Linked DNA regions of Homo sapiens: region 2 is linked to region 1. A link is an interaction called in ENCODE POLR2A ChIA-PET data of the cell type or tissue named here. Cell type or tissue: endothelial cell of umbilical vein. All regions are shown on one strand. Links, peaks and the distances in the headings refer to the core of each region. The heading gives the core; the rest is flanking DNA.

Region 1 (16,381 bases), core at 5,431-9,430:
CGCCCGGCTAATTTTTTTTTTGTATTTTTAGTAGAGACGGGGTTTCACCTTGTTAGCCAGGATGGTCTCGATCTCCTGACCTCATGATCCACCCGCCTCGGCCTCCCAAAGTGCTGGGATTACAGGCGTGAGCCACCGCGCCCGGCCCACTTTTTCAACTCCTATCCATCTTTAAAACTCATGAAGCACTTTCAGACTACTTTAGTTCATTCATTTGCTCTCTCTTCTCTGAGCACCTATAACAATTTTGGCATCTCCACTCATCAATTGTTTGCATTGGTATTGTACTTTTTCACTGTTACTGTGTCAGACTTATCGAAGATAATTTTATGCAGATTTTTGTGTGTTTCCTCAATAACATTTAGAACTCCTGTAGTGCAAGGACCTTTGTTTCTTTGTGCTTTCTACTGTAACACAGTTAAATGTTTTTGTAAAATTTAATTTAATGGACACATAGCACAAATTCATTTAAAATAAAGTTCTGAGGCTTTTTCTGATCAGTCCAGCTTGCACCGATTTTTCTATTTTCTGTCCTTTGGTGGCACCTGTCATTTTACCAGGAATCAGCAAACATTTTCTGTTAAAAGCCAGATAGTATTTTAGGCTTTGTGGGCCATGTTAGTCTCTGTTGCAGCTACTCAGCTCTGCTGTTTTAGAGTGAAAGTAGCCACAGACAATATGTAACTGAATGTGTCTGTGTTCTAACAACACTTTATGGACACTGAAATTTGAATTCCACATAATTTCCACATGTCATTAGTCTCTCTTCTCCCCCTGCCCTCCACCTTTTAAAAATGTAAAGATCATTCTCTGATCCTGGGCCATGCAAAAATAGGTGGTGGGCTGGATTTCCCGTAGGCTGTAGTTTGCCAACCCAGTTAGTTCTATACTTCTACTGTCTTGTAGTAGAAGGAAGGTAGGTTTTAAAATCAACAAACTAGGATTCTCTTCCTGGCTTTACTACTTACCGCTTAACTGGTGCAAACTTGACTTTATTTTTTTTTAAATGTAGATAATAATGCTAGCCTCATAGAATTTTTGAGGAGAAAATGAGATGATTTATGTGTAGAAATATTATTTAAATTGGAAAACTGTCTAATGGAAACTTACTGTATTTCCTCAATTCTAAGATACATTTCTTTTTTACATTTAAATTGATAATGTCTTTTTTTTTTTGAGACAGAGTTCTCACTCTGTCACCCAGGCTGGAGTGCAGTGGCATGATCTCGGTTCACTGCAACCTCTGCCTCACAGGTCCAAGCAACCCTTCTGCCTCAGCCACCCGAGTAGCTGGGTTTACAGGTGTGTGCCACCACGCCTGGCTAATTTTTGTATTTTTAGTAGAGACAGGGTTTCACCATGTTGGTCAGGCTGGTCTCAAACTCCTGACCTCAAGAGATCTGCCCACCTTGGCCTCCTAAAGCATTGGGAGATAGTGTCTTAACAATGCTGTTGGTCAGGTAACAATTCTAACATGGTTCTCATTGCCTGAACATAAGTGAACACCAAAACCAGAATCAAAATTTACAAAACGTATACATGTTGAGAACTTCTTAGAGGTAAAACTGGACTGCTCTTTTAACCACTAGGAACTGAATGCTTGTGAGGAGGCGTGGGTGTTCAATCGGGTGGGTTGAGCAACATTCCTAAAGTGAGAGTCAAAAGTAAGGCTGAGGCCAGGCACCATGGTTCATGCCTGTAATCCCAACACTTTGGGAGGCTGAGGTGGGAGGATTGCTTGAGCTCAGGAGTTCAAGACCAACCTGGGCAACATAGCTAGACCTTGTCTCTACCAAAAAAAAAAAAAAAAGTACGGGCTGGTGCAGTGGCTCACGCTTGTAATCCCAGCACTTTTGGAGTTCGAGGTGGGAGGATTGCTTGAGCCCAGGAATTTGAGACCAGCCTGGGCAACATAGTGAGACCACATCGCTACAAAAAGTTAAAAAATTAGCCAGGCATGGTAGCATGTCCCTATAGTCCCAGCCACTGGAGAGGCTGAGGTGGGAGGATGAATTGAGCCCAGGAGGTTGAGATTGCAGTGAGCCATGATCGTGACACTGTACTCCAGCCTGGATGACAGAGGGAGACCCTGTCTCAAAACAAAACAACAACAAAAAAAGTAAGATAGCTCTAAATAATTGTAAAGCTGGCATATGAACTGGTGTTTAGTTATATGAAACATTCCATCACCAATGTTCTTGTGAGGCACAGAAAACTATATTGGTCCAAGTGATTCAAAAGAGAGTGGGACTCCAACTATGAAGAAATGGTCAGGAATACCTTAAGTATTTTATTCTGCTTTCATTTATATATATTATATATATGTCTCCATAAGTAATATATAATGGATCTATATAAGTGTAAAAGAGCTATTTCTTCTATAGAAAAATAGAATGAATTCTTTTTTATATAAAAAATGTAAAATGAATTCTAAGTGATAAAGTATTGTGTCATACTTGATAGTTCTTTTTCTTAGTTTTTCATCTTACAAATTCTTTTTCTTAGCTTTTCATCTTACAAATTGATGGTGCCTTGTACATACTGTATTTCATCTATTCTAGCAACAAGATTGTGATCTGCTTGTTTAGTTTTCTTAATTGTAAACTCCTTTTGTATGTTATTTACTTGTCCTAAGGCAGTTAGCATTTAGGAGCTCAATAAACATTTGTTGAGTGAATGAATGACACTCAGATGCAATGGAAACATCACATTTTCCCAATAGCAATAGTTTAGAATTGTCCATCCTGAATTTAATAGAGAAGTAAATGGGAGGGAGGAGCCATAGACTTAGAGTGAAATTTAAAAAATATGATTATTGAAAGCTTGCAAAAATGAACTCGTGCCCTATTTATATTCTTTTGTGATTCCATATTTATATCTCTCTGTCTTTATTCTTTTAAGAAATATATCTTAGGTGGCTGTGAGGATTAAATTTGTATAATGCTTATAAAGTGCCTAGTACATATACATGTCTAGCTTGTTTCATTTAATCCTTTTCATTCCTTTAATTAAACAGCTTTTCCTTAAGCATAAGAACCATTGTTCATTATATATAAAAACCACTTTTAATTGAGTTTTTCTCTGTTAATTAACTGAACTATATTATTAGCTGGGTTTCATAAAAAATGGCATTTTAGCATATTATGGATAAGTAGGCTTGGGAGTGGAGCTACTCATAGAATTTACCAATATTTTATAACACTGTTGGGAGAAATGTGTCTTGGTATTCCCACCATCAACTCATTTTTAAGTTGGAAAATCTCTATACTAACATTTTTTCACTGATTATTGGGAATTCTAATCTTTTGTGGGTAATTAGAGGATTTGTACTTTTGCCTCTTCCCTAACCAGATTGATGTTTAGTAAGGGTGGTACTTTAAATTTTTATAGCATTTGATTTAACAAAATCTTCACGCCAGATATCATCCTTGTGAATCCTTTTCCCATCTAATTATATTAACATGTGTTCCACAAGAAAGACTGGGTGTGCCGTTTATGAGCTCTGATGGATTATTTCATAGCCATAGTGTACAGTGACTGTTTACCTATTTCCCCCCTGCATGAGCTCTTTGAAGGAAAGGACTAAATTTTAATCAATGGGAACTTCTAGTCTGCTTGTTTCCCTAGTGCCTAGGAAGTATATCAGGGCCTGCCATGCAGGATGTACTCAAAATGTCTCTTCAATTGAATTGAGATTAAATTAGCTGCTTATATAAGCAAATTGTGACTGGAAAGAAGCTCTGAAATGATTGCCCTAATGATATTTACTGTTTGCTTATGAAGTATGTCTTTTTTTTTTTTTTTTTTTTTTTTTTTTGAGACAGAGTCTCACTCTGTCACCCAGGCTGGAGTGCAGTGGCGCAATCTCAGCTCACTGCAACCTCCACCTCCCGGCTTCAAGCGATTCTCCTGCCTCAGCCTCCTGAGTAGCTGGGATTACAGGCACATGTCACCACAACCGGCTAATTTTTGTATTTTTAGTAGAGATGGGGTTTCACCATGTTGGTCAGGCTGGTCTCGAACTCCTGACCTCGTGATCCACCCACCTTGGCCTCCCAAAGTGCTGGGATTACAGGTGTGAGCCACCGCGCCTGGTCTGAAGTATGTCTTTTATTCTAGATCATCATGACATTCAGATGAGTCTGGGGAGGGGATCGTATGGCTGTTGGTCTGAAATATACTTCATTAGAGGCTTTTATATGAACCTCATTGGTTTTTAAACTTGAAACCTGCTTGTTTTCTTGCTGTTTTGGCAGAATAGTAGCTTACATAAATGCTGACTATTGGGTAATGCCACACACGTTGATTTTGAGGGTAAGCAACTGCATTAGCCTTTGCAAAACATCAAAAAGTCTGTATTCTGTCTGTTCTCTTGCTTTCATTAATGGTGTTTCAGTGGCTTTTTTTTTTGTTTGAGGCCAGATCATTTTAGAAAAGTTGTCATTATATCTTTTTTTTTTTTTTTTAACTTTTCGAGTTGTAGAAAAAGAAGTTAATAATTATGTTGTTTTCCTGTTGGGTGAAAGGTGGAAATAAAATTTAGAAAATTTATTTTCTAATTTAGGCAAAGTACAATTCTTTATTATCAAAGGTATAAGATTACACCTGTTCTCCCTGTGCTACAGCAGTCTGTGTTTATCCATGCACTTTAAGCAAAGTATATTTTTATGTGGTCTGACTCAGCAGGTTGGAAGTTCCTATGGCTTAAGTATCTTATCTGAAGATGGTTTTAAGTGAGGTAAGGTTTCATTTATTTGCTTGAAAGCACATCATATATTGGGCTGTACGTGTCCTGTTCTGCTTAATGCAAGACATTTTGTGAAATGCTTCTGTTTCCATTTTTGGATTCCACGATGCTCAACACAGAAAAGTAATAGTAATGGGAGCTAGGATTTTCAAGCACATGGTAAATCAGTATTTAATAAATTAGAACTCTTTAAGAAGGCCTTCTGTATTCTCTGTCTGTGAATGGCATCAGGAAAACTTGAGAGTTTTCCTTGATTCTTCCTTCTCACTTCACTCTTCAGCTCCCTGTGATCATGATCATAATAGTTCTAAACCTTGACTTTGTTCTTAGTCTATATGGTGCTCAACCTTGCTACAAGGTTCTTCTCCCAATCATTACTATCCCTACAGCAGGAACCAGTCCTCTTCCTAGGGATTTTCAGGGTGTTCATTGCCAGCTTTGATGATTTCAAGAATGGGGAACTTAATATTATTTTGAGGATAGTATTGAAAATGGTAAGGAAATAACCCTGAGAGTCAGATTCTAGCTCAGCTACTTCCCATGGTCTTAGACAAGTTATTTAAACTCCATTGGCCTTAGTTTTCTCGTTTGGAAAATGGGGATAATAATAGCTACCCCAGAGGCTTGGTGTAGAAATTAATTCCTGTGTTTATCTCCATTGTCTCCTCAAATTTCATTAAGTTATAGTAATTTGGAAAAAGGAATAAAGCTAAAGGACAAAGAAGAGTAGGGATATAAGATGCTAACAAAATTTAGGAAGCTAGAAAGCAAGTTGATAAATATTTAGAAGAGAAAACTGAAAACTACTTGTAGAAAGAGAATGAAAGTGCAAGCTAATCCATATCACTATCCTATAAAGGCTCAAGAATTCCAGGTACTAGGTGCCTGTGAAAGGGGGCTTAGAGTTTTCTTCTAAGAGTTTTCTAGTTTTGGCTCATACATGCAAGTCTGTGATCCATTTTGAGTTAATTTTTATGTATGATATGAGGAATGAGTCCAACTTCATTCTTTTGCATGTGGATATCCAGTTATCCCAGTATGATTTAATTGAAAAGGTTTCTTTTCCTATACAGTTATCTTGGCATCCTTGTCAAAAGTCAATTGACCATAAATGTATGTGTTTGTTTTTGAACCCTCAATTCTATATCATTGATTTATATATCGATCAGTATACTGGTACTACACTGTCTTTTGATTACTGTAGCTTTTTGTAGTAAGTTTCGAAATCAGGAAGTATAATGTTTCCAACTTTGTTCTTTTTTAAAAAACTTATTTTGGGTCCCTTGAATTTCCATATGAATTTTAGGGTGAGTTTGTCAACGTCTGCAAAGAAACCAGGTGTAATTTTGATAGGCATTGCTTTGAATCTATAGATCAATTTGAGAAGTATTGCCAACTTAATAATACTCAGTGTTCTAATCCATGAACACTGGATGTCTTTCTTTTTATGTCTTTTTTAATTTCTTCAACAGTATTACATAGTTTTCAGTGTTTAAATCTTGCATTTATTTGGCTATATTTATTCCTGCATATTTTATTCTTATCAGTGGTATTGTAAATAGAATTGTCCTCTTGATTTTATTTTTGGATTGTTAATTGCAAATTACAGAAATACAATTGATTTTTATATATTGGTCTTATTTTCTGAAACCCTACTGAAATTGTTCCTGTGGTTTTTTTAGTGGATTCCTTAGGATTTTGCCCTACACATTTTAACATGTATAGGTAATATACAAGTCCAAGTTTAATCAATATCTCTGCTGTTCTTCTGAAATAATACAATGACTTTAGCAACCTGTGGCAGGTGGAATAACAACATCCCCAGGATGCTGAGGTCTGAATCCCTGGAACCTGTGAATATGTTATTTTACATGGCAGAGAGGAATTAAGGTTGCAAATGGAATTAAGGTTGCTAATCAGCTGACCTTAAAATAAAGAGAATATCATGGATTATTTGGGTAAGCCCAGTGTAATCACTGGTGTCTTTTAAAGAGAAGGAAACAGAAGACCAAGTCAGAGCCTGAGAGATTTGAAGATGCTGTGTTGCTTGCCGGCTTTAAAGTGGAGGAAGAACCTGTAAGCCAAGAAATACAGGCTGCCTCCAGAAGCTGGAAATGGTATTTAGACCTCTCAATCTGGGCACTAGACTAACTCATTGCTACTATTCTGGTTATTGCTTATAGGCCTTTGTAGTAGACATATCTAGAATCGTGAGTTCATATTGATATTTCTTCCTTTTTCTCTTTTTTTTTTTTTTTTGAGATGGAGTCTCGCTCTCACCCAGGCTGGAGTGAAAGTGGCACTATCTCGGCTCACTGCAACCTCCGCCTCCCGGTTTCAAGCAATTCTCTGCCTCAGCCTTCTGAGTAGCTGGGATTACAGGCGCCTGCCACCACACCTGGCTAATTTGTGTATTTTTAGTAAAGATGGGGTTTCACCATCTTGGCCAGACTGATCTTGAACTCCTGACCTCATGATCTGCCTGCCTCGGCCTCCCAAAGTGCTGGGATTACAGGGGTGAGCCACTGCGCCCAGCCCATACTGATATTTCAAAAGGAAGGACAAAAGGAATCAAGCGTTCACCCTGACATTTTCATTTCAAAATTAAGATTATAGGGTTTTTTACTTTTTTGATTTTTATATAATTATCTCTTCCCTTAACAACGAAAGTCTTGGTTCCTAATGACATTAACCTAACTACCTATTTGCTTTATCCAAATATGTATGTATATGGTGCTCAAAATAACAAACTGTGCTACCATTAAAAATAACCAACAATATGATTACTGAATACTGTTTAAAATTTATTTTCAGTTCTTTTTTTTCCTTAAAGTATATTTATCCCACTAAAGATGTGCAGTCAAATAATTGTTTTTAAAGTCACTTGGAATAATTCTTAATACACCATTAAGGTAATTTGTTCTCTTTTATGTTAATTGTGGTAATTGATTTGTACAAAGTGTTTAACATGCTTATAAAACAAAAATTATTTACATGACTACAATGTTGAAGTATAAAACAATATATATTCAGGAAAGTATAGCTTTTTTGTTTGTAATATCCTACAAGTAACTATTTTCATTAGTCTCTGCTTTTATCAATGCACTTCAAAATATGTAAACATACAGTTATATTTCCCCCTTACATAAAAGATAACATTGGCCAGGTGCATTGGCTCACACCTGTAATTCCAACACTTTGGTAGGCCAAAGCAGGCAGATCACTTGAGCTCAGGAGTTCAAGACCAGCCTGGGCAATGTGGTGAGACCCTGTCTCTATTTAAAATTAAAAAATATAATAAATAAATAAAATAGCATACATATGGTTCTGCATATTGCTTTACTTATTTATTTATTTATTGAGACAAGGTCTCACTCTGTCACCCAGGCTGATGTGCAGTGGCGTGATCATGGCTCACTGCAGCCTTGACTCCCTGGGCTCAAGCTGTTCTTCCACCTCATCCTCCTTAATAGTTGGGACTGCAGGTGTGCACCACCGTGCCCCCTAATTTTTGTATTTTTCATAGAGACAGTGTTTTGCCATGTTGCCTAGGCTGGTTTCAAACCCCTAGGCTTAAGCAATCCACCCACCTCGGCCTCCCAAAGTGCCGGGATTGCAGGCATGAGCCACTGCACCTAGCTTGCACCTGGCTTGCCTACTGGTTTTTAAAATTTAAGATATTCTAATCACTTCTTATTAGTACACAGAAATCTTTTCCATTATTTTCCCTGCAGTTGCATAGTATTCTGTTGTATGGACATAACCCAGTGTATTCAGCCAGTCTCCTGTTGATGGCCATTGGGTGTTTTTCATCCTTTTCTCTTTCAAATAGTGCTGAAATGAGCAAAATTTACTCATATGTCATTTAGTATTTTGGGGGTTAGGGCCACTTTTAAGATAATTGTCTTTAATGTTCTACAGTTTTACCATAATGTATTACTTCTCTTTAAATCTTGTGATTCACTGGGCTTCATGAATCTGTAGTTTGATGTTTCCTCAGTTCTGAAAACTTCAGCCACAGGTTAAACATTCCTAATCTGAAAATCTGCACTGCTGCAAAATCTGAAACTTTTTGAGTGCTGACATGACACAAGTCAAAACAGAGCAAGAAATGATGTCAGTTTATAAAATGAGAGACAGACTTTCAAGACAAAAACCATTGTTAATGAAGCAGATGACTGGAAAAAAATTTTTAGAAAGCCACCTAGCAGCATGCATTCTCATCCCTAGAGGACCCACCTTCTGGTCCCTTGATAGGGTTAGAATGTTTGTCCCCTCCAAATCTTACATTGAAATGTAATCACCAATGCTGGAGGTAGGGCCCAGTGGAAAGTATTGGGTCATGGGGGCAGATCCCTTATGAATGGCTTAGTGCTATCCCCTTGGTAATGAGTGAGTTCTGGTTCTGAGTTCAGTCGAGATCAGGTTGTTTAAAAGAGAGTGGTGCAGATCCCTGCTGTCGGCTCCCACTCTTGCCATGTGATGTGGCTGCTCCAGCTTTACCTTCCACCGTGATTGTAAGCTTCTGAAGCCCTCACCAGAAACAGATACTGGTAGCATGCTTCTTGTACAGCCTGCAGAACTCCAAGCCAAAATAAACCTGTTTTCTTTATCAATTACCCAGCCTCAAGTATTTCTTTATAGCAGTGCAAGAATGGACAACACAGAAAATTGATACCGAAGAGTAGGATGTTGCTATAAAGATAACTGAAAATGTGGAAGCAGTTTTGGAACTGGATAACGGGCAGAGGTTGGAAGAGTTTGGAGGACTCAGAAGAAGACAGGAAGATGAGGAAAAGTTTGGAACTTCTTAAAGACTTGGTTAAATAATTTTGACCAAAATGCTGATAGAAATATGGACAGTGAAAGCCAGGCTAATGAGGTCTCAGATGGAAATGAGGAGTTTATTGGGAACTGGAGTAAAAGTCATCATGTTATGCCCTAGCAAAGAGTTTGCCTGCATTGTGTTGTTCATGCCATAGGAACCTGTAAAAAGTTGAACTTGAGAGTGATCAAGAGTATCTGGCAGAAGAAATTTCTAAGCAGCAAAGCATTCAAGAGGTGACCTGGCTGCTTCTCACAGCCTGGTATCAGATACAGGAGCAAAGGAATGACTTAAAGTTCGACTTTATAGGCCAGGTGCACTGGGAGGCCAAAGTGGGAGGATTGTTTGAGTTCAGGAGTTTGAGACCAGCTTGGACAACATAGTGAGACTTCGTTTCTACTAAAAATAAAAGAAGTTATCAGCTGGATGTGGTGGTATATGCCAGTAGTCCCAGCTAGTCCAGAGGCTGAGGCAGGATGATCACTGAAGTCTGGGAGATTGAAGCTGCAGTGAGCTGTGATCATGCCACTGCACTCTAGCCTGGACAACAGAGTGAAACCCTGTCTGAAGAAAAAACAAAGTTGGTACTTATTTTAAAATGGGAGCAGACTGTAAATGTTTGGAAAACTTGCAACCTGGCCCTCTGGTAGAAGAGGAATCCAGGAGGGCTTTGGAGTAACCACTTACTAGAGAGATTTGCATGACTAAAAGGGAACCAATTGTTAATATCTAAGACAATGGGGGCAAGGTTTCAAAGTTGTTTCAGATGTCTTTGGGAAGGTCCCTCTCATCACAGGTCCAGAGACCTAGGAGGAGAGAATGGTTTCAGGGCCCAAGCCCAGGGCACTGCTGCCCTGCTCAGCCTCAGGACTCTGCACCTTGTATCCTGGCTACTCATGCTCCAGCCAGGGCTCAAAATGCCCCAGGCACAGCTTGGGCCGCTGCTCTAGAGGGCACAAGCACTGTAAGCCTTGACCACTTCCATGTGGTTGGTAAGCCTGCATGCACATAGAATGCGAGAGTGAGGAAGGCTAGGTAGCTTCTGCCTAGATTTCAGGGCATATATGAGAAAGCCAGGGTGCCCAGGTAGAAGCCTGCTGCAAGGGCAGAGCCCCTGCAGAGAAACTTTGCTAGGGCAATGCTGAGGGGAAATGGGGGGTTGGAGCCCCCGTCAAAGACCCCACTGGAGCGTCACCTAGTGGAATTGTGGGAAAGGGGCTGCCACACTTCAAACCTTAGAATGGTAGAGCCACCGGCAGCTTGCATCCTGAGCATGGAAAAGCTGCAGGCACTCAGCTCTAACCTCTGAGAAAAGCTGGCAGGGCTATACCCTACAAGCAATAGGTAGAGCTGCCCAAGGCCTTGGGAGCCCACCCCTCACACCAGTGTGCCCTGGATGTGGGACATGGAGTCAAAAGAGATTATTTTTGGAGCTTTAAGATTTAATGACTACCCTGCTGGGTTTCAGACTTTCATAGGGCTTGTAGCACCTTTCTTTTAGCCAGTTTCTCCATTTTGGAATGGGAATGTTTACCCAATGCATGTACCACCATTGTATCTTGGAAGTAAATAATTTGTTTTGGTTTTACAGGCTCATAAGTACATCTCAGGCTGCTTCCACCTTATAGGTGGAAGGAGATGAGTCTTAGATGAGACTTAGGACTTTGGACTTGATGCTGAAACAAGTTAAGACTTTGGGGGAACTATTGAGAAGGGGTGATGGTATTTTGCAATGTGAGAAGGAGATGAAATTGAGGGGCCAGGGGCAGAATGATATGGTTTGGATGTTTGCACCCTCCAAATCTCGTGTTGAAATGTAATCCCCAATGCTGGAGGTGGGGCCTAGTGGGAGGTGTTGGATCATGGATGCAGATCCCTCATGAATGGTTTATTGCCATCACCTTGGTAATGAGTGAGTTCTTGCCCTGAGTTCTCTCCAGATCTGGTTGTTTAAAAAGAGTGTGGCACCTCCCCCTTCTCTTGCTTCTGCTCTCACCTTGTGACACAGATGCTCCCACTTCACCTTCCACCATGATTATAAGCTTCCTGTGGCCCTTACCAGGAACAGATGCTGGTACCATGCAGAACCATTAGCCAGTTAAACCTTTTTATAAATTACCCAGTCTCAGGTATTATGTTACAGCAAGAACAGACTTAACACATCCCTCAGCTGCTTCTGATGTTTCTTCTCACCTAAAAAAATAAAATACCGTGTTCAGTAACTTTTTAATCAAACACAACATTGTAGGTGGGAGACTGAAAGCCTGCCATTGTTGGTTGTTGCTTTTATTTAATAACTGGTAGAGGTGTTCTGTGATGTTACTGTGCTGGTTGGTTACCCTGAGTACATTATGTTTTTTCACTGTATTAATGGTATGTTGTATCTTTTACTGTTAAGTACTTATGTGTGAATAAGTGTAATAAAAATGATTATTAGTAACGTGTAAGTTCAATCAGGAATGATGGTGATGCCAAACAACCATAGATTTTCCACATGGGTGGCTAAGATAGTGACACCGTTGCTTTCTGATGGTTCAGTTTACACAAACTTTGTTTTGTGCACAAAATTATTAAAAACATTGTTTAAAATTACCTCCAGGCCATGTGTATAAGGTCTTTATTAAACATAAATGAATTGTGTGTTTAGACTTAGGTCCCATCTCCAGGATATCTCATTGTGTATATGCAGATAATCCAAAATTAAAAAGGAAACAATAAACTGAAATTTGAAACCCTTCTGGTCCCAAGCATTTTGGATGAGGGATACTCAACCTGTACGGCCTCTTCAAATACTGCTTTTATTTCACTGTCTTTATTTCCTTTCAGAACTTCAGTTTGACATATTTAAGACTTATTTACTCTTCCCTTCATATTTCTTAACTTTTGTATTTTCCATCTTCTATTTGTATTTTGGATTCTAAATGTATCTAGATGTATCTGAACAAATTCACTACTAGTTTACGCTTCTCCTTAGCTGTGTCTAATATGTTAAACTTGACTATTTGTTTTTTAATTTTAATTCTTTTCATTCTAGGAGCTTGTTTCAAGTTTCTGTTCATTTAAATGTGTTAAGCAGTTATTTTATATTGTATTTGATAATTTCTTTATGTGAACTCTTTACAGGTCTGTTTCCTCACGTATTTTATGCTTTTTGATTGTGAGATGGTCATTTGCCTTGGAACTTTCTTAAAGTTCTTAGTCCTAGAATGAAGATTGATTCTTCAAAGAGGATTTGCCTTTGTTTCTCTTGGGGGTCCTGAGGGCACTACCAGTTGGATCCACTTTACATTCTCATCTTGAAACTTCTTGGGATATGTAAATGATATGTATTTAGCTCCATATCAGTTTGAGAGCTGTCTTTGTTTTTTCTTGCTTCTCCCTTCTCAATGCTAAGTTTTAAGACAGGCCTTTTTTTATTTTATTTTTTATTTTTTAATTTAATCCTGAGATTGTGGTAAGAAGCAGAAAGTTAATTCTGTTTCAGCCTTTCACTGAGCTTATGATTCTTTGGGATCCCAGCTTGATGGAGAAAGGTTTCCTACTGGGCTCCGCAGCAAGACTTCCCACCTCGGGCTTTGTGTCCTGTTCTGTGTGCATCGCAAAACTTCAAGTTCAGACAGTTGGCAAATGCCATCAAGGTAAAAGCCAGATTTAATGGTCTAAGTGCCTCTCTGGATTCCCACCTTACTTAACTTTTGACCTGGGTCTTCCCTGTTCCTTACTTTCTTGCCAGCTCATCTATGCGTTTAAGAAGAACGAATGACTATATAATTACAATATATAAGATCATTATATATAATTATTTAATAATTATACACTATGATTGTATAAATATAACATCTATTTATATAATATTTTTCACACAAATACTTACATATAATTTTAGCCAATATTTCTCAAGTTGGATCTATTAATTACCATAGACAGAAGCAGTCCCTAATATAAGATGTCTATACTCAGGCAGACTGTCAGTCATTGTGTGAAAATGGGGAACGCTATTTTCAACATGCAAAGTTTCAAAATTAATGTCCCTTTCTCATGAAGCTGATGGAGGATGTGTTTCATCAAAATAAGAGACTACAACAAGAAAAATATGGGATATGGGATAAGGGATTCAACACAGGTGAAAGGCAAGAAGAATTCCTGAGATGATACTAAATTGTTAGCAGTTCATTATATCAGACAGCAGGCAGTCCTATTTGGAGCAGATGAATGGAGGATGCCAGAAATGGAAATTTGAGTGAAAAATAGACCTGGTAGATTATTTAATGTGAATGACCAAATATTAAGAGAAGTTTTACAGAATTCAAAGGCTTTATTTGTTTAAAATTGTGAAATACTCATACAGAAAAGTAAAGTATATATGTACAGTTCAAAGAATAATAAATTCTCATGTGTCCGTCACCTAGCTTAAGAAATAAAACATTATCAGCACCTTAGAAACCTGTTTGTCTCTCCTCGAGAGCATCTCTGTTTCCCACACTGGTATTGAATTGCATGATAATCAGTGCCTGGCTTTTCTTTATTGTTTTACCACTTGTGCATGTATACATTAAAAATACATTATTTAGCTTTGCCTGTTTTTGAACACTATTATTAATGGAATTATACAGGATTCAGTCTTCTGTGCTTATTTCTTTCTCTAAGTATTTTTCAGATTCATGTACTTTTAAATTTATTTTCACTGCTATGCTATATTCTATTACCCAGATACATCACAGTTTGTATATTCTATTGGTGATGCATATTTAGCTTGCTTCTTATTCTTTGCTTTTATAGACATGTGTCTACAAACATTCTTATATGTGTGTTTTGATGCCTATGTGCAGGAGGTTCTCTGTAAAGTAAAATTACCAGGTTGAAGGACACCTGTCTAATTTTATTAGGTGATGCCTTACAGTTTTCCAAATAATCTTCCCTGTTTCCTTGTTAATACCTGTTAATGTCTGGCTTCCTATATTTTGTCAACATGATGGATGTGAAATATGATACTTCACTGTAATTTAAATTTTATGTATCTTAAATTGGAAACCTTTTCATATCTTTATGGGCTGTTTGTGTTTCCTCCTTAGGGAAAAGCATATTAATGTCTTTTGCCTATCAAAAAGTTTTGGGAAACAGTTAGTGACACTTTAATAGAAAACTAAGCAAACAAAATTAAAAAGACAATTATTCTGGAAAAAAGCAAAAAGTTGTACAAGAAGTACAATTGGTATACCATGTGGCTCAACTATAAACAGTGTTTCTATAATGACTAACAGGAAGTACTTACTAATAATCACTTTGCAAAGCTTACAGTTGAAGAAATTGAGACAGATTAATTTGCCAACAGTCACATAGCTTGTAATTATTGGAAATGAAATTTAGACTAAAAGAATCTGACTTCAGAGCCCATGTTCTTATCCATGAAACTATGCTTATTTCTCTCTGTATGTAGCCATAGTATGAAAATGGCATATAGTTTAATGAAAAGGATTTTATTTTAATGAAGTTCAAGTCCTGTGTCTTTTTTATCACTTCTGCTTTGGGTGTTGTATCTAAGAAATTGTTGCCTAACCTAAGATCACAGAGTTTTACTCGTTTTTTACTTCTCAGAGTTTTATAGTTTTAGCTCTTGTATTTAGGTTTATGATACACTTTGAGTTAATTATGTATATGGTGTGAGGAAGGGGTCTGGATTTGTACTTTTGCATGTGGATATCCAGTTGTCCCAATATCATATCCCCCATTGAATTTATCTTGGCCCCTTTGTTGAAAATCAGTTTGTTACAGGAAAGGGGTCCCAATCCAGACCTGAAGAGAGGGTTCTTGGATCTCACTCAAGAAAGAATTCAGGGCGAGTCCACAGTGCAAAGTAAAAGCAAGTTTACTAAGAAAGTAAAGTGAAAGAACAGCTACTCCATAGACAGAGTAGGACGTTCCCGAAAGTAAGAGGAGGAACATATCCACTCTAAGTATAATGCTTGTATATATGGGGAGATGTGTTCTGCTACAAGGGTTTGTGATAAAGGATTAATTTCTTAATTAACTATTTTTGCAAGAATGGATATTATAAACTTTAAAGCAAAATTAGGAATGCCTTTGTTCTCCAGATATCAGGATAGCTGGAAGCTCCCAAGTGTGGGTCTGTTTAGTAAACATTATTAATTTGTTCCCTTAACCATAAACACCTAGAGGCTAGGAATGCCTAACTTTCTGAGAATGCAGCCCGGCAAGTCCCAGCCTCATTTTCCTAGCCCTCAGTCAAAATGGAGTGGCCTGGTTCAAATGCCTCTGACAAATTGACTATAAATACTAGTTTATTTCTGGACTTTTGATTGTATTTAGGTGATCTCTATGTCTGTTCTTATACCTGTACCACAGTCTTGATTGGTGTAGTATCCCATTCGCTTTTACTAGAAAGTTTATAAGGATTAAGTAAGGATTATTAGCCTCAAAGCTATTTAATAATAGTAATAAATATTTATTGAGAAACCCAGCTAAGTGCTTTATGCACATTAATTCACTTCAGACTGTCAACAGATATTAGTCATTGATGTGTATCAGGCTCTGGGCTGGGAATACATCAGTGAACTAATGGAGAACCTTCTTGCTCTAATGGATCTCACATTAGTGGTGAATTAATTGGGGTGACTGGAGGATAATAACAAATATGGGAATAAGATAATTTTAGAAAATGATTAGTTTTATGATAAATAGAACTGACTAATTTGAGAGTAACCAAGAGATGAAAGGGCATCTTTGATCCTCATAATAACGCCTATAAAATTGGTACTATAATCCCCTAACATGAAGAAACTCAGGCTTAC
Region 2 (16,381 bases), core at 3,036-7,035, 99 kb after region 1:
TGCAGGGCTTCAACTGAGTCTTCAAAGATGGGCAGGATGTGGTGAGAGAGAGAAGTGATGAGTGAGTGTGCTTTGGGAAAGGGACAGTGACTAGGAAGCAGAGATATTCAACACAAGCCACTGAGGCATCTGTCTTCAGTTCCCATGGGGAAGCCACTACCATGTCAGTCCAGGGCTGATTCCTGGGAGAGCCACAGACCAGACAGGCATCAGCAGCCCCAGAGAGACACTTCTAGGGGAAGGAAGTGTGCCAAGATCTGTGCATGCTAAATGGACGACATGGCCATGAACATTTAAATCAACGTCTCTGGGTGGGTCACTTCTCCCGTTACCATGGCAACAGGGCTGTTATAAGGAAAAAGCAGCTGCTGGCCAAAAGCTACTACTGCTGGCTCACTGCAAAGCTGAACCTGTTTGCTCCAATTCACCAGTGGGGCTTAATTATCTCAAAAAGCTTCTGTGCAAAGATTCTAGACTTTCCTGGAGGGGCTTTTAGATGAAATGATGATTGCCCCTCTTCTCCCTCCAATCCATGTCTGCTGTTACAGTCTTCCTTAAAAATCAGACATGATCATGCAACTCTCCCATTAAAACTGTCCAACAGCTCTCCTGCTGCCTACAGGATAAAATCCAAACTCCCCGGCATGGCATTTATAGCATCTGCTAATGGTGTCTCACATCTAGCTTCATTTCCTATCACCTCTCGCCCCCATCCCTTGCACACTTCAGCCACCAAGCTTCTGCCCAGTCTCTGAACATACCACATATCAGGCCCTTGCACATACTGTTTTGTCTTTCTGGAATACCCTTTGCTACCTTCTTTCTCTGATAGATGTCACCTCCACAGTGAAGCCTTCCCTGATTCTTCCTCCCTTCCCCATCTCTTCTTCACCCAATTGCCTTTTCTTTAGAGGAAGCCTTGCTTTTTTATGTGCATAGCACAACTCTCTGCCCACACCTCTATGATAGCATGTATCATAGTGTAGTGTAAATATTTGTTTTTCTCCATTGTGCACTAAGTTTCCAAGAGGAAAGAACCAATACTTCATCTCACTGTAAAAGCCCAGCACCCAGGCCAGTGTCTGGCACACAGTGGGCTCTATTCTGTTGACGAATGACTAATGGCTGCCTGGATGAACTGCACATGTTAAGGGCACAATGTCTGGCTTGACAGAAATAATTCTGAGACAATATCTTTAAAGAGGCAACATGCTTATAGAGGTGCATTTTTTCTTGTTAATATTTAGCACACTTCCTAGGGGGAGGATTAAATGTCCTCTTCCCATTGACATCCAGCTTGGCTTGGTGACTTGCAGTGCTTTCCCTGTGGAAGAATTAGAACCTTGCTGTTAACTGCAGTAGTGCCCACATGCTTTGCTCTGACCAGTGAAACATGGGTGGAAGTAACATCTGGCACTTCCATGCAGAAGCTTTATGAACCAGCTCATGTTTGCCATTTGTCTTTTTCCTCTTCCATGAGACTGGCAATGTCCCATACAGAGGCTGCTCTGTCAGGCTGGGTCTCCAAGTGAAGACAGTGGGATGGCTTCAATCAAAATTTAATCTAATCATGATTGTAATTTAATTTAATCATGATTGTAATTTAATTATAATCATAATTACATTATAACTAAATTTTTCCTTAAAACAGCCCTGTTGCCATGGTAATGGGAGAAGTGACCCACCCAGAGATGTCTATTTAGTCATTCATGGCCGTGTCGTCCATTTGGCATGCACAGACCTTGGCACACTTCCTTCCCCTAGAAGCATCTCTCTGGGGCTGCTGATGCCTGTCTGGTTTGTGGCTCTCCCAGGAATCAGCCCTGGGCTCACATGGTAGTGGCTCCCCCATGGAAACTGAAGACAGATGCCTCAGTGGCTTGTGTTGAATATCTGCTTCCTAGTCACTGTCCCTTTCCCAAAGCACACTCACTCAACACTTCTCGCCACATTCTGCCCATCTTTGGAGACTCAGTTGAAGCCCTGCACCTTCGTTGGGCCCGCTAGCCCTGATCATTCTGGCCTCCTTTGGTTCTTTTTATAACGAAATTATAATAATGATTGTAACTGAATTACAAAGTTTAATTTATAATTATATGTTATAATTTATAATTCATAAATGAGGCACAGAGATTAACAATAAAATATAATAATAATAATATACTGTAATAAAATTATGGGAAAATGACCTCTCTCTCTCAAAATATCTTATTGTACTACACTGAGAATAACTGAAACCACAGAAAGTAAAATTGCAAATAAGGGGGACTACTGTACCTCTAAGTTCTAGCTGTGGCTCTAGCTACATGTATGAGCTTAACAAGTCCCTTCCCCTCTCTGGGCCTCGGTTTCCTTTTTAACAAAATAATGAAGTTTAGCTTTCTACTCTAACTCTGTAAATTTGTGCTAGGATTTTACTCCTTGCCGCTGTCATTTCACCCTTTTCCCCACCTCTACCAATTACATAGAATGGTTGACACTTTTGAAGTGTTCTTTTTTATTTGTCTTTTTTTAGGTTAAACTTACATACAATGATATACACAGGTCTCAAGTGGACCATTTGGTGAGTTTTGACAAATGCATACAGCCACATGTACCACGTCCCTAACAAGATATTGAGAGCACATTTTCAATACCCCAGAGAATCCTCTTGTACATCATCCAGTTAATCCTTTCCCTCTAGAGGCAAGCACTATTGTGATTTTTTTCCACCATGGACTAGTTTTATGGAATGGTTGGCATTCTGAACTCCTTGGCTCTTTGAGGTGTCTAGTTGTTCAGGTTGCCTATTCTTACACTCCTGAACTCCAGGCATGTGAAGATGAAAGAGAAATTCTTGGCGGGTTCTCAGGACACTCACCCATGGTTCTGCAAGTTCTCTAATTTTCTGAGCCTCTGAGTCACTGACGAAGTCATGGTAGAGAGCAATGTAGGGCTCCAGGTGGATGACCTCCTTCCGGATGGGCTGGAGCAGCAGGTAGGCGTTGGAATTGGTCTCATAGGAACAGTAGAGGCTAGGGATCTGGTAGAGAGTGGGCTGGAAGGAAAGAATAGGATGAGCATAAGAGAAGAAGGGTCTAGGAGCAAAACTCAACTTAGGGGAACTATGGCATAAAAAAATTGGAATGCAAGAGATACAGAATGTGGTCACTCTGATGCTGCCCAAGTGAGCTTTATTGTTTTTAATGCATCAGCTCTATCCCCTCATGTTATCCCAATTCTAGCTTCTCAAACTCTAGCCAGGCCTCTCCCCCTTTCTCTTTCCCTGAGGAATCCTACCTGGGAACCCAGGGTCTGACATAGCCCCTCGTAGGTGTCTCTGGTCTGCAGGTGGGGTATATTGGGCCTCTGGATGACAGCCTCAGCTACCACGTGGTTGGGGCTCTCTGCCAAGAGCCTTTCATATTTCAAGACATTCCTGGCCATCCTCTTATTATCTGGGCCTGGAAGAAATCAGAGCAGGGAATATAAAATAGGGATTAACAAATACTGGCCCCAGGGAGTGCCACCAAGGTTTCCTCCAGCTTCACTGCTGCACAGGATGGGCAAGTGGATCTCCTGAATAACTCCTCATGTCAACACACAGGAGGATGCAAGGCCCTCACTCCCAGAAGACTACCTGGTATTTTTTTAAAAGACTGACTTGATCCTGGTAGATCTGAAGGTGCAAAGGGTTTTGGGAAGCAAAGTGGAACTTAAAACTCTTAGGCCAAGGGATCATGAAGATGGCTGCTCTGGGATACTGTGATGGTATATATGGCGAAGATGAAGCCTCATTCATTCATTCATTCTTTCACCCATCCATTCAGTAAATCTTCAGTGAACATCTACTATGTACCAGATACTGTGCTACAGGTTGACCTCTCAGAGTTTAGAGTCTAATGGAGAAAAAGGACATTAAATTATCACTTACAACAAAATATGATAAGTGCAATGAAAGAGAAGTCCAGAAAGCCAAAGCCTATTGCAAAAGGACCCAACCTATTCTTCCCCAGAGAATTGGAAGCTAATTCATTCTTGGCTCCACTAGATCTTTCAAATCTCCTAACTGGCCTAGACCCAGAGCAAAGAAGTATGGCGCAGAGGGACTCTAGACTTTGGCTCTAGACTGGATTCCCACAGGGCCCTTGGGAAACCCAATAAATCTTGTGTCTTGTTTGTGCCCACCTGTTTGTACCCACTTTGGCTGCAAGATGCCCCATGCATTGGCAGAGCTACCCGTGGCCTGCTGGCCTCTTTGCATGACTCTCAATGCATCTCAGAAGGAGATGCTGAATTGTTCTAATGCTCCCAAAGCATCTTTCTCTGAGGAGCCCAGTGTGCTTCTAACCACAACCATCACCCTGGCAAAGGAGGAAAGGAAGGGGCAGAAATTACCATTCTGTTTTAACAAGAGAAGAAGTGAAGTTTTGGAGAATGGAAATTATAAGCCCAAACCCCAGTGAAAATATTGCAAAGCCGGAAATAAAACTGGGAATCTCAACTTGCCATGTTCTATTATCCACCTATAAAAGCACAAAATTTGAGTGGATAGCAAAGATTTTAATAGATCAAGTGCAAATAAATAAAGAAGGGTTGGATTATAATTTTGTTTGTACCACTAATTACTCATGTGTTTGTAGATACACAGCTACTTCCTTATCCTATTGTTTGCTAATTATCAGAAGGGAATAATGTTACTAAATGGATTCATTAAAAAGTTTTGTATACATGCAATTATAAAGTCCTACATGAAATACTTTATAAATATTAAAACAAAATAGTGATTTTGTATCTCATTGTAGTATCTAAATACTAAATACTCATGCCTGTAATCCCAGCATTTTGGGAGGCTGAGGCAGGTGGAACACTTGAGGCCAGGAGTTTGAGACCAGCCTGGCCAACATGGCAGAACCCCATCTCTGCTAAAAATATAAAAATTAGCTGGGCATGGTGGCACATGGCTGTAATCCCAGCTACTTGGGAGCTGAGGAACAAGAATCACTTGAACCTGGGAGGCAGAGGCTATAGTGAGCCAAGATTATGCCATTGCACTCCAGCCTGGGTGACAGAATGAGACTCTGTCTCAAAAAACAAAACCAACAAACAAACAAAAAAACCACACCCCTAAAAGCAAAAGCAAAACAAAACAAATAAATACTGTATTAAAGAAAAACCTAGGAAGCTATCTACCACTAAAATGTTAAGCAAATACATACATATAACTTTGAGGCAAACATTTCCAAGCAGATACCTGAGTTAGGAAGCATCTCCCTCCTGTTTAACTCATTTTATTGTCAGCAAGAGACTCCCTGAAGGGGGGTGATGCTGAATTCTGTGACCTACTGGCTGGGCAGGATGCATGCATCACAGAGTGAGACCTGATTTAAGGGGAAAAACTGATATCTCCCTGTGAGCAGCTGAAGTGAGCAATCCTGCTGAGTCACTTTCCTTCTTGCGTACATAGTGCACACTGATTTCATTCATTCTTGGGTCTGCTTCCAAAATCTGGGTCTTTAAAATGTCTCTGAAGAAACTGGCTCCCACTCCTGGACTTTTTCCCATTGAAGCAACACTAATATATCATTGATTGGTTGGAAGAAGGAAGGGACAGGTTGATATCTTCTCAGCATTTTCCAACTAACTTAAAAATTTCCCCCTGATGCATTGAACAGCATGTAAGATTTCACCAAAATTTGAAATGTGACCTGGATTATGAAATTAAGATAATAAAGATAGGGCCAGGCACAGTGGCTCATGCCTGTAATCCTAGCACATTGGGAGCCCGAGGTTGGGGGACCACTTGAGGTTAGGAGTTTGAGACCAGCCTGGCCAACGTGGTGAAACCCAGTCTCTACTAAAAATACAAAAATTAGCCAGGTGTGGTGGTGGGCGCCTGTAATCCCAGCTACTCGGGAGGCTGAGGCAGGAGAATCACTTGAACCCAGGAGGCAGAGGTTGCAGTGAGCAGAGATCGCGCCACTGCACTCCAGCCTGGGTGACAGAGGGAGATGCCATCTCAAAAAAAAAAAAAAAAAAGATAATAAAGATAGATAGCTGTATTTCTCTTGCAGGAATTAAAGGCCAGGAGCAGAAGGGAGTTCCCCGTAAATCAGACCTGTGGCTGGCTTATCTTTTATCCATTACGTACTGTAGAGAAGAAACTCCCGAGAGAGGCTGAGGGCACACGAAACATTTCCTGCCTGTTAAAAAAAAAAAAAAGAAAAGAAAGCATTAACTTCACTGAGGATATCTCTTCTGAACAAACCATTAAATTAAAAAAAAAAAAAGATAAAATATTCTTACCATAAGTAGATAATAAGGCTCACTGAAAGGAACAGCAGACCAGAAATGCAGAGGATCTGTGGCCTCACTGCAAATCAGGTCTCACCAGTCTCCTCATTTACTAATGACTTATGACCACCCTTACCGGGCAAGGTAGGAAAATAAATGAAAATAAACCTTCTTAAAGTGCCCTCAAATCTTTTTTTGTTTTCTGTTGAATTGTTTTTTCTTTTAATTTTATTATTATTATACTTTAAGTTTTAGGGTACATGTGCACAACGTGCAGGTTTGTTACATATGTATACATGTGCCATGTTGGTGTGCTGCACCCATTAACTCGTCATTTAGCATTAGGTATATCTCCTAAAGCTATCCCTCCCCCCTCCCCCCACCCCACAACAGTCCCTGGTGTGTGATGTTCCCCTTCCTGTGTCCATGTGTTCTCATTGTTCAATTCCCACCTATGAGTGAGAACATGGGGTGTTTGGTTTTTTGTCCTTGAGATATTTTTCTGAGAATGACGGTTTCCAGTTTCATCCATGTCCCTACAAAGGACATGAACTCATCATTTTTTATGGCTGCATAGTATTCCCTGGTGTATGTGCCATATTTTATTAATCCAGTCTATCGTTGTTGGACATTTAGGTTGGTTCCAAGTCTTTGCTATTGTGAATAGTGCTGCTATAAACATACATGTGCATGTGTCTTTATAGCAGCATGATTTATAATCCTTTGGGTGTATACCCAGTAATGGGATTGCTGGGTCAAATGGTATTTCTAGTTCTAGATCCTTGAGGAATCGCCACACTGTCTTCCACAATGGTTGAACTAGTTTACAGTCCCACCAACAGTGTAAAAGTGTTCCTATTTCTCCACATCCTCTCCAGCACCTGTTGTTTCCTGACTTTTTAATGATCGCCATTCTAACTGGTGTGAGATGGTATCTCATTGTGGTTTTGATTTGCATTTCTCTGATGGCCAGTGACGATGAGCATTTTTTCATGTGTTTTTTGGCTGCATAAATGTCTTCTTTTGAGAAGTGTCTGTTCATATCCTTTGCCCACTTTTTGATGGGGTTGTTTGTCTTTTCCTTGTAAATTTGTTTGAGTTCATTGTAGATTCTGGATATTAGCCCTTTGTCAGATGAGTAGGTTGCGAAAATTTTCTCCCATTTTGTAGGTTGCCTGTTCACTCTGATGGTAGTTTCTTTTGCTGTGCAGAAGCTCTTTAGTTTAATTAGATCCCATTTGTCAATTTTGTCTTTTGTTGCCATTGCTTTTGGTGTTTTAGACATTAAGTCCTTGCCCATGCCTATGTCCTGAATGGTATTGCCTAGGTTTTCTTCTAGGGTTTTTACGGTTTTAGGTCTAACATTTAAGTCTTTAATCCATCTTGAATTAATTTTTGTATAAGGTGTAAGGAAGGGATCCAGTTTCAGCTTTCTACATATGGCTAGCCAGTTTTCCCAGCACCATTTATTAAATAGGGAATCATTTCCCCATTGCTTGTTTTAGTCAGGTTTGTGAAAGATCAGATAGTTGTAGATATGCGGCATTATTTCTGAGAGCTCTGTTCTGTTCCATTGGTCTATATCTCTGTTTTGGTACCAGTAACAGGCTGTTTTGGTTACCGTAGCCTTGTAGTATAGTTTGAAGTCAGGTAGTGTGATGCCTCCAGCTTTGTTCTTTTGGCTTAGGATTGACTTGGCGATGCGGGCTCTTTTTTGATTCCATATGAATTTTAAAGTAGTTTTTTCCAATTCTGTGAAGAAAGTCATTGGTAGCTTGATGCAGATGGCATTGAATCTATAAATTACTTTGGGCAGTATGGCCATTTTCACGATATTGATTCTTCCTACCCATGAGCATGGAATGTTCTTCCATTTGTTTGTATCCTCTTTTATTTCCTTGAGCAGTGGTTTGTAGTTCTCCTTGAAGAGGTCCTTCCCATCCCTTGTAAGTTGGATTCCTAGGTATTTTATTCTCTTTGAAGCAATTGTGAATGGGAGTTCACCCATGATTTGGCTCTCTGTTTGTCTGTTATTGGTGTATAAGAATGCTTGTGATTTCTGTACACTGATTTTGTATCCTGAGACTTTGCTGAAGTTGCTTATCAGCTTGAGGAGATTTTAGGCTGAGACGATGGGGTTTTCTAGATATACAATCATGTCATCTGCAAACAGGGACAATTTGACTTCCTCTTTTCCTAATTGAATACCCTTTATTTCCTTCTCCTGCCTGATTGCCCTGGCCAGAACTTCCAACACTATGTTGAATAGGAGTAGTGAGAGAGGGCATCCCTGTCTTGTACCCGTTTTCAAAGGGAATGCTTCCAGTTTTTGCCCATTCAGTATGATATTGGCTGTGGATTTGTCATAGACAGCTCTTATTATTTTGAGATACGTCCATCAATACCTAATTTATTGAGAGTTTTTAGCATGAAGGGTTGTTGAATTTTGTCAAAGGACTTTTCTGCATCTATTGAGATAATCATGTGGTTTTTGTCTTTGGTTCTTTTTATATGTTGGATTACATTTACTGATTTGCATATGTTGAATCAGCCTTGCATCCCAGGGATGAAGCCCACTTGGTCATGGTGGATAAGCTTTTTGATGTGCTGCTGGATTCGGTTTGCCAGTATTTTATTGAGGATTTTTGCATCAATGTTCATCAAGGATATTGGTCTAAAATTCTCTTTTTTGGTTGTGTCTCTGCCGGGCTTTGGTATCAGGATGATGCTGGCCTCATAAAATGAGTTAGGGAGGATTCCCTCTTTTTCTATTGATTGGAATAGTTTCAGAAGGAATGGTACCAGCTCCTCTTTGTACCTCTGGTAGAATTCGGCTGTGAATCCATCTGGTCCTGGACTTTTTTTGGTTGGTAAGCTATTGATTATTGCCTCAATTTCAGAGCCTGTTATTGGTCTATTCAGAGATTCAACTTCTTCCTGGTTTAGTCTTGGGAGGATGTATGTGTCAAGGAATTTATCCATTTCCTCTAGATTTGATAGTTTATTTGCGTAGAGGTGTTTATAGTATTCTCTGATGGTAGTTTGTATTTCTGTGGGATCGGTGGTGATATCCCCTTTATCATTTTTTATTGTGTCTATTTGATTCTTCTCTCTTTTCTTCTTTATTATTCTTGCTAGCGGTCTATCAATTTTGTTGATCTTTTCAAAAAACCAGCTCCTGGATTCATTAATTTTTTGAAGGGTTTTTTGTGTCTCTATTTCCTTCAATTCTGCTCTGATCTTAGTTATTTCTTGCCTTCTGCTAGCTTTTGAATGTGTTTGCTGTTGCTTCTCTAGTTCTTTTAATTGTGATGTTAGGGTGTCAATTTTAGATCTTTCCTGCTTTCTCTTGTGGGCATTTAGTGCTATACATTTCCCTCTACACACTGCTTTGAAGCTGTCCCAGAGATTCTGGTATGTTGTGTCTTTGTTCTCGTTGGTTTCAAAGAACATCTTTATTTCTGCCTTCATTTCATTATTTACCCAGTAGTCATTCAGGAGCAGGTTGTTCAGTTTCCATGTAGTTGAGCGGTTTTGAGTGAGTTTCTTAATCCTGAGTTCTAGTTTGACTGCACTGTGGTCTGACAGACAGTTTGTTATAATTTCTGTTCTTTTACATTTGCTGAGGAGTGCTTTACTTCCAACTATGTGGTCAATTTTGGAGTAGGTATGGTGTGGTGCTGAAAAGAATGTATATTCTGTTGATTTGGGGTGCAGAGTTCTGTAGATGTCTATTAGGTCCACTTGGTGCACAGCTGAGTTCAATTCCTGTGTATCCTTGTTAACTTTCTGTCTCATTGATCTGTCTAATGTTGACAGTGGGGTGTTAAAGTCTCCCATTATTATTGTGTGGGAGTCTAAGTCTCTTTGTAGGTCACTCAGGACTTGCTTTATGAATCTGGGTGCTCCTGTATTGGGTGCATATATATTTAGGATAGTTAGCTCTTCTTGTTGAATTGATCCCTTTACCATTATGTAATGGCCTTCTTTGTCTCTTTTGATCTTTGTTGGTTTAAAGTCTGTTTTATCCGAGACTAGGATTGCAACCCCTGCCTTTTTTTGTTTTCCATTTGCTTGGTAGATCTTCCTCCATCCCTTTATTTTGAGCCTATGTGTGTCTCTGCACATGAGATGAGTTTCCTGAATACAGCACACTGATGGGTCATGACTCTTTATCCAATTTGCCAGTCTGTGTCTTTTAATTGGAGCATTTAGCCCATTTACATTTAAGGTTAATATTGTTATGTGTGAATGTGATCCTGTCATTATGACATTAGCTGGTTATTTTGCTCGTTAGTTGATGCAGTTTCTTCATAGCCTCGATGGTCTTTACAATTTGACATGTTTTTGCAGTGGCTGGTACCAGTTGTTCCTTTCCATGTTTAGTGCTTCCTTCAGGAGCTCTTGTAGGGCAGGCCTGGTGGTGACAAAACCTCCCAGCATTTGCTTGTCTGTAAAGGATTTTATTTCTCCTTCACTTATGAAGCTTAGTTTGGCTGGATATGAGATTCTGGGTTGAAAATTCTTTTCTTTAAGAATGTTGAATATTGGTCCCCACTCTCTTCTGGCTTGTAGAGTTTCTGCTGAGAGATCAGCTGTTAGTCTAATGGGCTTCCCTTTGTGGGTAACCCGACCTTTCTCTCTGGCTGCCCTTAACATTTTTTCCTTCATTTCAACTTTGGTGAATCTGACAATTATGTGTCTTGGAGTTGCTCTTCTCGAGGAGTATCTTTGTGGCGTTCTGTGTATTTCCTGAATTTGAATGTTGGCCTGCCTTGCTAGATTGGGGAAGTTCTCCTGGATAATATCCTGCAGAGTGTTTTCCAACTTGGTTCCATTCTCCCTGTCACTTTCAAGTACACCAATCAGACGTAGATTTGGTCTTTTCACATAGTCCCATATTTCTTGGATGCTTTGTTCGTTTCTTTTTATTCTTTTTTCTCTAAACTTCTCTCCTCGCTTCGTTTCATTCATTTCGTCTTCCATCACTGATACCCTTTCTTCCAGTTGATTGCATCGGCTACTGAGGCTTCTGCATTCGTCACGTAGCTCTCGTGCCTTGGTTTTCAGCTCCATCAGGTCCTTTAAGGACTTCTCTGCATTGGTTATTCTAGTTATCCATTCGTCTAATTTTTTTTCAAAGCTTTTAACTTCTTTGCCATTGGTTCGAATTTCCTCCTGTAGCTCGGAGTAGTTTGATCGTCTGAAGCCTTCTTCTCTCAACTCATCAAAGTCATTCTCCATCCAGCTTTGTTCCGTTGCTGGTGAGGAGCTCTGTTCCTTTGGAGGAGGAAAGGCACTCGATTTTTAGAGTTTCCAGTGTTTCTGCTCTGTTTTTTCCCCATCTTTGTGGTTTTATCTACCTTTGGTCTTTGATGATGGTGATGTACAGGTGGGTTTTGGTGTGGATGTCCTTTCTGTTTGTTAGTTTTCCTTCTAACAGACAGGACCCTCAGCTGCAGGTCTGTTGGAGTTTGCTAGAGGTCCACTCCAGACCCTGTTTGCCTGGGTATCAGCAGCAGTGGCTGCAGAACAGCAGATATTGGTGAACTGCAGATGCTGCTGCCTGATCGTTCCTCTGGAAGTTTTGTCTCAGAGGAGTACCCTGCCATGTGAGGTGTCAGTCTGCCCCTACTCGGGGGTGCCTCCTAGTTAGGCTACTCGGGGGTAAGGGACCCACTTGAGGAGGCAGTCTGCCTGTTCTCAGATCTCAAGCTGCATGCTGGAAGAACCACTACTCTCTTCAAAGCTCAGTTGGAAATGCAGAAATCACCCGTCTTTTGTGTCACTCACGCTGGGAGCTGTAGACCGGAGCTGTTCCTATTCGGCCATCTTGGCTCCTCCCCCCGTGCCCTCAAATCTTAAAGCATGCAAAACCATGTAATTGCGGGGCGTTGTTGTTTGTTATATTTAATAATATAACTGAAGTTAAATATATTTAACCCAATGTGGAACTATAAAAACCCTAGTAAAAATATAATTTGTTCTCCAGATTCAGTTCTTCCCGGAGTCCACAAAGTTAGTGGAGGGAAGCAAAGAAAGAACTAAAATGGAAACATTGCCCAGTGCACAGGAATTAACTCTCCCTGCAGCCATTCAACCTTGGGCTCAACATAGTCAAAAGGAAATAGGGCTTTCCAGACAAATCTGGGGAACAGAATCCCGGATGGGTATCTAGCAGTCCTCTTCTGGGTGCTGCCAAATGATGATTAACTGATAGAAATGTATTTCATTCCAATCACTTTACTTTAGCATATTAACAATTCACTTCTAATGATAAAAGCAATAATAAGCACATTATGAAACATATGAGAAATGGAAAAAAATTACTACACCAAAATCCAGGGACTGAAGTACTTTGGATAATATATAGTTTTTACATAGTTATAAGCATATTTTTATACACTTCACATCCTGATTGTTTCACTTTACATTGTTATCAGGAGTACTTTGATGTCATCACATAGTCTTCACAGACAGCATTTTTAATGGCTGCATTTTATTCCATCCAGAAGATAGGCCACAGAGAACCTAACCATTCCACTACTGTTGGACAAATACATTGTTTCTAATTATTTGATATCATGAATTACTCTGTTCTACATTTAACAAGGAATACTTGAGTAATCTATGAATATCTTGTAATGTCAAATATTAACTCAAGGTCATAGCTTTTCAAACTCTTCGTGAGATGAAAAGAACCAAAATACAATTTCACATATTTCTAAAACTTGAGAGTCTTGTAATAAAGTAAAATTATATTTTACAAAGAACAAAGAGTTACTTTCAGTGTCTCAGTTAAGTTTCTTTGGAAATAGGTACACTAAGGAACATTAAATGAAAAGAGAACATATATATGTATGTATCATGTAATAAGAACTGACATTTATCCAGTAAGTAGCATGTGCCACGCACGCATTCTGTTAAGGGCTTTGCCTGTATTAGCTCACTCAATCCTCACAGCAACCCACTTGAGGTGAGCATCATTATTCCTCTTTTACAAATAAGAAAACTGAGGCCCAGGGAAGCTAAATAAGTTGCCTATGTTTTCACAGCATTTGAATCCAGGACTGTCTGATTCCAGAGCCCATAGCTTAACCACTGTACTCTACCATCTCTCATTATTAGCAGTTATTAAAATTTTTTTTACTAAAATATATAATGAAATAAAATACATTAAATTTTATGTGATAATGAAAGGTCCACAGGGACATTTACTTCTAATTTACTAGGGGGTGAGGAGGAACACAAACCATCTATAAGATAATGCCTTATGTGTTCTGTTACTGGGGAATAAAAACATGCTGTAAGACCACCAAGGAGGAAAGCCTGGGGAGTGAGGAGAACTCAGGAAGACTTCACAAAGTAGGTGACATTCGAGGTGTGCCTTGTAACATAAACAGGATTTCACCAGACAAAACAGGATGTGGAAAGCAAGTAGAAGAGAAATCCAAGCCATCAGAGTTAGAGGGAAACAAAACAAAACTAATCAATAATTGGGTACAACATTTGAAACTCCGTCTTTCAGGGTAAGCTGCTTTAGTTTCTCTTCTCTGAGTCTTTCCATGTCGAATCTCCATTTCCTTCCTCTATTAAAACTCAATTACTTCTCACCCCTTCCTACATCACAGTTACTCTGTTTGGCTTTAACACACAGCAATTTAGCAGGAGAGTTAGGAAGAGCACATACACAGTTTTTTTTTTCTTTTTTTCTTTTTTTTTTTTTTTTGAGATGCAGTTTCACTTGTTTCCCAGGCTGGAGGGCAATAGCTCGATCTCTGCTCACCACAACTTCCACCTCTCGGGCTCAAGCGATTCTCCTGCCTCAGCCTCCTGAGTAGCTGGGATTACAGGCATGTGCCACCACACCCGGTTAATTTTGTTTGTTTTTGTTTTTGTTTTGTTTGTTTTTAGTAGAGATGGGGTTTCTCCATGTTGGTCAGGCTGGTCTTGAACTCCTGACCTCAGGTGATCTGCCCGGCTCAGCCTCCCAAAGTGCTGGGATTACAGGCGTGAGCCACCACATCCGGCCAACACATACACAGTTTTACAACAAAGATCCATTCGCCAGGAACTTCCATGAAAGGAACAGGACTGTTTGCTGCACTGAGAGTAAATCTGTTTGGGCAGCAACACATGGGTTTGGAGCACCCACATCCTCCTCCCCTTTCTCAAGAAAATGGGGAAAGGAAAAAAAAGGTAGGGAGCAGAAATGGTTTACTAGTTTTGGAAACTCTAGGGAACTGGTTCCATGGAGATTTTTGCAGCCTACCCTTGAAGACTGTACAACTCGGGTGGGAAATGGGGTTAGCTATACAAAAGCTATACCTTACCCAGTTATTGGTTAGTTTTGTTTATTGGCAGCTGCTTTATTTAGGGAAATGAACTTCTATATAAGGCACAACAGGGAGTAAGTAGATCAACAGTGCCAAGGAAAAATAACACCTGGAGGAGGCACTGTGGCTGGTACTACAGAACAGTGACTCCAGCTCTGTAACCAGACAGGAGTCACATTACAGTTGGACTCAACTGCAGATGGGAAAAGCTCATAATCAAACTTCTTTGTCCATGGCAATATTATGGGTAATATCTGTGATGAATTATGAGTTGCTGAGAGCACAAAAGAGTGATCTACATTTATTATGAACCCATTAACTATTTGTGAATAAAGCAGCTGCTGCTACAGGTGACAAACTGCCTCCTACATGGGAAATAATGATTGTAAAGTAGTCAATGCATTGGAAAGAGCACTGGACTAACAGTCTAATCCTAGGTCTATAAGCTTTGTGACAAGTTAATAGTCTTTTGGAGATTCAGTTTACTCACATGTGATATATGGAAATGATAAAATAACTTCCCTGCTTGGCTCAGTTTGGTCCTATTGGGAAGATGAAACAGATGAAGACATGAAAATACTTAGAAATTGTAAAGCAGCTATAAAGGATTTCACTTAGTATAATAAAAGCAGTGAGCTTCACTTACTCCCTTACCCGGAAATAAGCAAAGGCCAAGTGATCCAAGGCATCTTCTAGACTTGCCTCATCCTCTGTCTTCCACTCTCCGTAAGATCCTCGGAAGAGACTGACAGCCTCCTCCAGCCATGGAATGGCATGGTAATAATCCCCCATGTCATAGGCCACCTACACAGAACACAAGTACCATCGCCAAAGCCTTATTCCACAGGTAGAAAAAGAAAATGACAATTCAAAGAATAAGAGGGACTTTGGAATCCAAGAAGGCAGGTTTTAATTTCAAATTCATTTTAATTCAATTTATTAAGCATCTACTATATACAACGCATTGTACTACGTGGAGAGGAGACATAAGGGTTCTTGCACTTAAGGAATTTATAATCTGAAGGAAAAGAGAACATGACCTCAATTAACTCTAATTTGGGACAGAATATCATGAGTGCTCCAAAGAAAATGTATACTATGCTGTGGTGGCACAGGGAAGGGAGGAGACTTGGGAATCTCAGAAAGCTTCATGCAAGAGGTAGCATCTGAGACAGGCCTTCCTTGAAGAAGGAAAAGGATATCAGTGAGCAGAGACTGGGAAGAAAAGCATTTTAAGATGAGGGAATGGCAGCAACAGAAATCTAAAGCAAGAATGTGTTCAAGTAGTCCATCGTGGCTGTAGCTAGGGTGAAGAGAAACAAAAAGTAAACTTGAAACAGCAGCATGGGCTAAGCAAATTACAGTCTTGAATGTCATATTTTTAGGAAGATATTGCTGGTAGCAATGTGAAGAATGGATTACATTCATTCATTCATTCATTTATTCAATATTTACTAAGTATTTTCTATGTGCCTAGTGGCCCTGTCCTGTAAGAGCTTAAATCAAGACGGGGCACATGAGTAAGCCAATAATTGTAACACAATGCATTAGACACCATAATGAAGGTAGACATGGGAACGCTATGGAAGCTCAATGGATCTGTTCTGTATTAAATGCTGGAATGCTGGCAACATGGCAACACGTACCAGACACAGCTCCTGTCTCCTCATAGTTTACAGTTAACTAGAATACCAGAACTGCAAGTGGAATTTCCTGGAAGTTGATATTGGAGACAACATGGAACTGTAAAGTTACAGACTAGGAAGAACTCT

The links. ChIA-PET counts read pairs that join two places held together with the same protein. Peaks named below come from ENCODE experiments on the same cell type or tissue, not always from the same donor. Only the 100,000 strongest peaks of a DNase experiment are listed, where the experiment ranks them.
Region 2: POLR2A ChIA-PET joins it to region 1 with 8 read pairs; 4 of 35 experiments call an interaction of 5 or more read pairs at or near these places.

What each region holds. Positions count from the first base shown.
Region 1 is chr11:74,181,201-74,197,581 of GRCh38, forward strand. All of the region lies in intron 1 of PPME1 (protein phosphatase methylesterase 1), which reads left to right. Among named protein-coding and RNA genes, the nearest start is that of PPME1, 18 kb to the left of the region's middle. In endothelial cell of umbilical vein, for the core only: no CTCF peak of the experiment used is centred there; no DNase peak of the experiment used is centred there.
Region 2 is chr11:74,282,949-74,299,329 of GRCh38, forward strand. P4HA3 (prolyl 4-hydroxylase subunit alpha 3) reads right to left here. Exons shown (of 13, transcript NM_182904.5): 4 at 15,264-15,413; 5 at 6,131-6,182; 6 at 3,280-3,443; 7 at 2,861-3,037. Among named protein-coding and RNA genes, the nearest start is that of P4HA3-AS1, 20 kb to the right of the region's middle. In endothelial cell of umbilical vein, for the core only: no CTCF peak of the experiment used is centred there; DNase peaks (open chromatin) are centred at 5,383 and 6,213; H3K27ac peaks cover 1,882 bases.